Linked DNA regions of Homo sapiens: region 1 is linked to region 2. A link is a loop called in an ENCODE intact Hi-C map of the cell type or tissue named here. Cell type or tissue: MCF 10A. All regions are shown on one strand. Links, peaks and the distances in the headings refer to the core of each region. The heading gives the core; the rest is flanking DNA. Region 1 has its middle 8.6 kb from the start of MAP1LC3C. Region 2 overlaps KMO (kynurenine 3-monooxygenase).

Region 1 (2,912 bases), core at 311-2,810, 400 kb before region 2:
TCAGCAAACATTTATTGAGCATTTACTGACTATCTACTAGCACTATTTTGGGTCCTGAAAATACCTCATTGAACAAGGTAGACAAGGTCCTGGCCCTCATGGAGCCCAGTTTAATGCTAGCAAGGGAAGGAAGATAGCACTCAGATATTTATAAGTACAATAAAAAAGAAGAAAAAAACTCAGTGATTGGCAGATGGAATGCATTTTCCAGGTGATCAGAGGGAGAATAATTTTCACTTGGGCCAGAATGATGGAACGGAGCCAGTGGTGGAGACGGAACACACCAGGCAGAGGAAGGCATGATTGAGAAAAGGGTCCTACTGTCTAAGAGTTTTACAAGCAGGATTCCAGGGTGGCTGCAGCCAGTGACAGGGAGAAAGAACTAGGCAGGTCTTCGGGGCCCTGTAAATTTTGTTAAGGTATTTGGACTTGTATAAAAGACAAATGATGGAAAGAGGAAGCATTCTAATGGGAGAGAGAGAGTTTGTTTTGTTTCGTTTTGTTTTTATTGAGGCAGAGTCTTGCTTGCTCTGTCAACCAGGCTGGAGTGCAGTGGCATAATCTTGGCTCACTGCAACCTCTACCTCCCAGGTTCAAGCTATTCTCATGCCTCAACCTCCCGAGTAGCTGGAATTACAAATGTGTACCACCACACCTGGCTGATTTTTGTATTTTTAGTAGAGATGGGGTTTAACCATGTTGTCCAGGCTGGTCTTGAACTCCTGGCTTCAAGGGATTCACCCGTCTCAGCCTCCCAGAGTGCTGGGATTATAGGGCATAAGCCACCGTGCCCCGCTGAGAGAGAGCATTTGTTCAAGAAGCTGGAACTCAGAGAAGATGTGAGCTCCCTAAAGTCCCTCAAAAGTGCTGGGCCTGGCAGATCTCCTGGGCTCACTCCTTCCGGGGCCTGCTGTTTCCTCCTCTGGGCTGCTTTCCCCACTCCCAGGTGGCTGCTCACCCTCTCTCCTGCCTGTGGCTGTCCTTGCCCTCCCTGGCTTGTCTGCTGTAGTCAGTTCCTCTAATATGTCCTTCAAGTCATCTGTGCCATATGCCAACTAAAAACCCTGACTCCTAGGTTCCTTCTCCAGACATACTCTTACTGCTTAGCCTGGTTCAATGAGTATTCTTCCCAAATAAATCTACTTTCTGGAGTGATTTTTTTTTTTTGAGGTGGAGTCTTGTTCTGTTTTTTATGCTCATGGAGTCTGTGGTAAGGGGATTTCAGAAAACGTACACGGTGACAGCTTGTCTATGCTCCACGGTGCCCGGGGACTCAGCCAGAAACACCTGAAGGCTGGGAGTGACTTAAATCGCTGGGAGCTGAGGGCACAGTGGCTCACGCCTGTAATCCCAGCACTTTGGGAGGCCAAGGTGGGCAGATCATGAGGTCAGGAGATCGAGACCATCCTGGCTAACACGGTGAAACCCCGTCTCTACTAAAAATACAAAAAATTAGCTGGGCGTAGTGGCAGGCGCCTGTATTCTCAGCTACTTGGGAGGCTGAGGCAGGAGGATTGCTTGAACCCGGGAGGCGGAGTTTTCAGTAAGCCGAGATCGCACCACTGCGCTCCAGCCTGGGCGACAGAGCGAGACATCTCAGGAAAAAAAAAAAAAAAAAAATGGCTGGGAGCTGAAATCATCCAAAGGCTTCTTCATTCGCAAGTCCAGCCCCTGGGCTGGGATGACTCAAGGTTGGGGCCAGCTGGGATTGAAGACTGGAGTGACTCCAAGTGGCCTCTCAGCAGGTGGCTGGGTTCCAGGAGGGAGCATGCTCGGGAGGAGTGGCCAGAGAGCACGTGACCCAAAAACCAGGACAGATGCTGATCTGTGCGTAAGGGATGGATTTCAATTGTTTTTAGTCTGGATTTTTTTTTTTTAAGCATCTACTCAGGTACTTAAAATTAATCAGTGATGTATTCTGTGAAGTATTACTTTTCTTTAGGCGTTTCATCATTTTCTATTGATTGTTGTAGTTGAATGATTAATTATGTGTCATATATATTAAAAAGAATTGCTCCATTTATTTTGACCTTGTTTATAGAAATTTTCTCATGTAGTTGTTTTTATTTTATTTTACTTTTTTTTGAGACGGAGTCTCGCTCTGTCGCCCAGGCTGGAGTGCAGTGGTGTGATCTCGGCTCACTGCAGCCTTCTGCCTCCCGGGTTCAATCAATTCTCCTGCCTCAGTCTCCTGAGTAGCTGGGATTACAGGCATGCGCCACCATGCCCGGCTAATTTTTGTATTTTTAGTAGAGACGGGGTTTCACCATGTTGGCCAGGCTGATCTTGAACTCCTGATGTCATGATCCACCCGCCTTGGCCTCCCAACCAGGTTTCATCTTTTTCCAAATGCCTAACCAATTTTTCATGCACATTTACTGAATAACCTCTCCATGGGTGTTTGAAAGTGCTGTGATTGTGTGTCTATGTCTTAGCACCATGGTTACACCAAGGAAACTGCTTCAGAACATGGACTGTAACATGTTTTTTCATTCCTCAGTGCTCCCAGAAATGCTAAGTACATCTTAGGTAGTTAATTAATGCTTTGCGATAAATTAGAGCACCTGCAGTGTCAACTTCAGAGGGAGAAAATAGAACTACTTATATTGAATTTCGGTGGTGTGAGTGACTGCTTTTAGTCACTGGGTCAAGCTGGGAAACCATTATATTTTTTGCGGGCAGTTGGTTTGTTGCAATGTATTAGTCACTCTCTCCCCAACCCCTAAAATAAACGGGGGCCAGCTGCTTATGTCACTGCTAACATGGGATCTACAGCTGGCCCCAGATTCACTTCAGTGCCTAGACTGGAGGTCAGCAAACTACTGCCCATGGGCCATTTGCTTTTGGGTCTATTTTTATAAATAAAGTATTACTGGCATGCAGCCAGACCCACTGGGTAATTATTGCCTCTG
Region 2 (2,912 bases), core at 234-2,733:
TTTGCTTCCCCCAAATTGCTGCCCCTACAGACTCAAAGCTCTTTTTCTTTGTTTTGTTGTTTCTCTAAAAATTTACTGTTCTTTGTCGATGCTATATAAGCCAGGGAGTTCTAAGACGCCAGCTCTTTGAGATTTGCTCATTCCCCTGTATTTCCCACATATATATTACATATACCCGCTAATAAATTTATGTTTGTTTTTCTCTTGTCAATCTGTCTTTTGTTATAGGGGCCCCAGCCAAGGAACCTAAAGTGGGTAGAAGGAAAAATTATTTTTTCTTTCCCTACAAACTGAACATGGATTATTAGAACTCAAGGTTTTCATTGACAATATAGAAAAGAAACACTGAATCATTTTATTTTATTGCCCAATTTTTATTTCTTATATGACTCTAGTGTTTCATCTTCATAATTAATCATGTTTGAAGGATTTCTGAGTGACTCAGCAGCCTGTTAAAGAAGGATGAACCAAAGAAAACATTTCACTAAATGTGCTTTTAAAAATCAAGTGTATTGCTGGTTCTGCTGCAGTATGTAGTCGAAGAATAAATTAGTAAATTGCTTCTGAGGGTCTGAAATTGAATAAAGTAATGGCTTTGTATTTCTATAAAAGTTGTCTCCCCTTGTTTCCTTTCCATTCTGGCACATGTAGACATTTAATTTATGAATAAAACCCTTTCCTGTCCTTCACTTAGTATGATATTAATAGCCTTTTTCTTATCTTTAGAGGGTAACTCTGGGCTGGCAGCGGTGGCTCACAACTCTAATCCCTGTACTTTGGGAGGCTGAGGTGGGCAGATCACATGAGGCCAGGAGTTTGAGACTGGCCTGGGCAGCATGGCAAGACCCGGTCTCTACTGAAAAATACCATGGTAGCCCCAGCTATTTGGGAGGCTGAAGTGGGAGGATTGCTTGAGCCCAGGAGGCAGAGGTTGCAGTGAACCCAGATCTCACCACTGCACTCCAGCCTGGTCAACAGAGTGAGACCTGATCTCTAAATACATAAATAAATAGAGATAGATAGATAGATAGATAGATAGATAGATAGATAGATAGATGATAGATAGATAGATAGATGATAGATAGATAGACGATAAACAGATAGATGATAATACTTATATTTGAAGGTGGGAAAATAAAATGAGTTCATTTTGTAAGTCTCTGGAACTCCCCTGAATTCCTTATTTCCATTTCTGGTTTTATCTAGTAAGTCTGAGCCCTGTGGTTAGGTAAGTTCCATTCACGTAATGAAAAGTGCAGTTAACATGCTAGTTAAGTTGTGATTTTTAGTCCTAGGTGTTGAGTCAATGCTGTTGCGAGTCCTATTGTGTCTTTTAAAGAAAAGGCATGATTACTGTCTTCCCTGAGGCATCTAGGGCCTTACTTTCAGAGAAGTGAAGGATCTTAGTCATTGCACTTTTATAGTTAGAATGACTCAACCTGAGTGTGTGTAATGTAGGGAAGCTGCATGTTTCATCTTTTAAAATGCACCCCCCAACCAGTAATTGCAATTAACATACAGAGATACTCTACATTCAGTTTAATTATAAGCAGAACACTATCTTCCACTAGTGAATCAAATATGGCAATGGAAACATTTTTTTCATGCTTAATTTTGGTCACAGAGAAATCATGCATTTGCTACCACAAAACCTTTCTATCACCTGCTAATGAGATTGGAAATTTGTTCTAGGGAGTCCACGGCCTTTGCGGGGAAACATGTTGTATTCCGGAAGTGAGCTATCCAGTTCCATGGTCTTCTCAAGCGGAGGAAAGATCGTGGTGACATGTAGTGTATAAGTAGGTAGGTACTGCTGATGGCTATCAGTGATCCCAAGAAAAAGAGTCCTTTGTTTATCACCTGTAAGACAGCAAGAACTCTCATTTCATTTGTCCAGAGATTAAAATCTGAAAATAGACTTCATTTTTTAACAACAAAGGGGTAAACAATGTCCTCTTTGTTCTTTAACCTGAAACAACAATTTACTTGCATGACCACCAGATCAGGAACTGATAAGATCAAGATAAAGTCAAGGATTGGGAGCCTCCCTTCTCCCTCTCTCCCAGGAAACTCATGAATCCAGGTCTTCTGTATGAAAAAAATTTAGCAGTCAGCTTTTGTCCAGCCATTAAAAAACCTTTGCAGTTTAGAAAAAGAGCTGTGAATTCTTAGAAGAGTACTGCTGTGCTGGGGCCACACATCATTCATTCCTTCTCAGAAGCTTCCCAAAAGTCTCCAGGAGAAGAGTGGTGGCCTGGTGGCCTCTGTGACTAAGACTTATGTGGAGACTAAACACCAGCTGTAAACAGTGGCCTGAGGCTCATTCCAGCCTGAGTCAGGTGCTTTCCCATGGCATCCTGGCCTATTTCTTTTCTTTTTTTTTTTTTGACAGAGAAATCTACTTGAATACTCACATGTAAAAGTTACACATCACAAGAGATTGGACAGTAGCTTAGCATAACTAACATAGCTATAGTGAAAATCATTTTTATAAAAAATAATCTAGATGTGGTCATCAGAATTTTTGGTCTGCTTAAGTTAATGTTTGAAGATTGACTTTTATCCCTCCTTGAAGGATTTGCCTGGCCTATTTCTATCCCCGCACTTACTGTCCTGCATTCTAACTGCCTGCTGGTATCTTTTCCCCTTTTAGACTTTCAGCTCCTTAAGGGTGGGGGCCCTGTTTTATTCATCTTGCACAGATAAACCTTGATTTCTTCCAATCCATTCTCCATATAGACATCTTTCTAAAATCCATACCTGAGTCTGCTGGCCTCCCTGGGCTCCCTGTTTCTCTCAAGATAATACTCCAGGTGTTTAAAGCCCCGCCTCCACCCTCTGACCATTCTCACACACTGTGCTGCCTTCCAGCTCCACTGAAATATGTTTCTCATGTGTCTTCCGCCTTCCCC

Evidence for each region. A loop is a pair of places that touch in the nucleus more often than their neighbours do. Peaks named below come from ENCODE experiments on the same cell type or tissue, not always from the same donor. Only the 100,000 strongest peaks of a DNase experiment are listed, where the experiment ranks them.
Region 1: it touches region 2 in a loop (6-fold over the local background); 7 of 110 quality-filtered maps call a loop at or near these places.

Annotation. Positions count from the first base shown.
Region 1 is chr1:241,989,060-241,991,971 of GRCh38, reverse strand. No RefSeq gene overlaps it. Among named protein-coding and RNA genes, the nearest start is that of MAP1LC3C, 8.6 kb to the left of the region's middle. RefSeq lists an enhancer at 1,032-1,531. In MCF 10A, for the core only: no CTCF peak of the experiment used is centred there; DNase peaks (open chromatin) are centred at 1,721 and 2,771.
Region 2 is chr1:241,590,901-241,593,812 of GRCh38, reverse strand. It overlaps KMO (kynurenine 3-monooxygenase), which reads right to left. Exons shown (of 15, transcript NM_003679.5): 15 at 1-1,860. The coding sequence ends at 1,660. OPN3 (opsin 3) reads left to right here. Exons shown (of 4, transcript NM_014322.3): 4 at 1-689. Among named protein-coding and RNA genes, the nearest start is that of CHML, 48 kb to the left of the region's middle. In MCF 10A, for the core only: no CTCF peak of the experiment used is centred there; DNase peaks (open chromatin) are centred at 432, 1,362 and 2,302.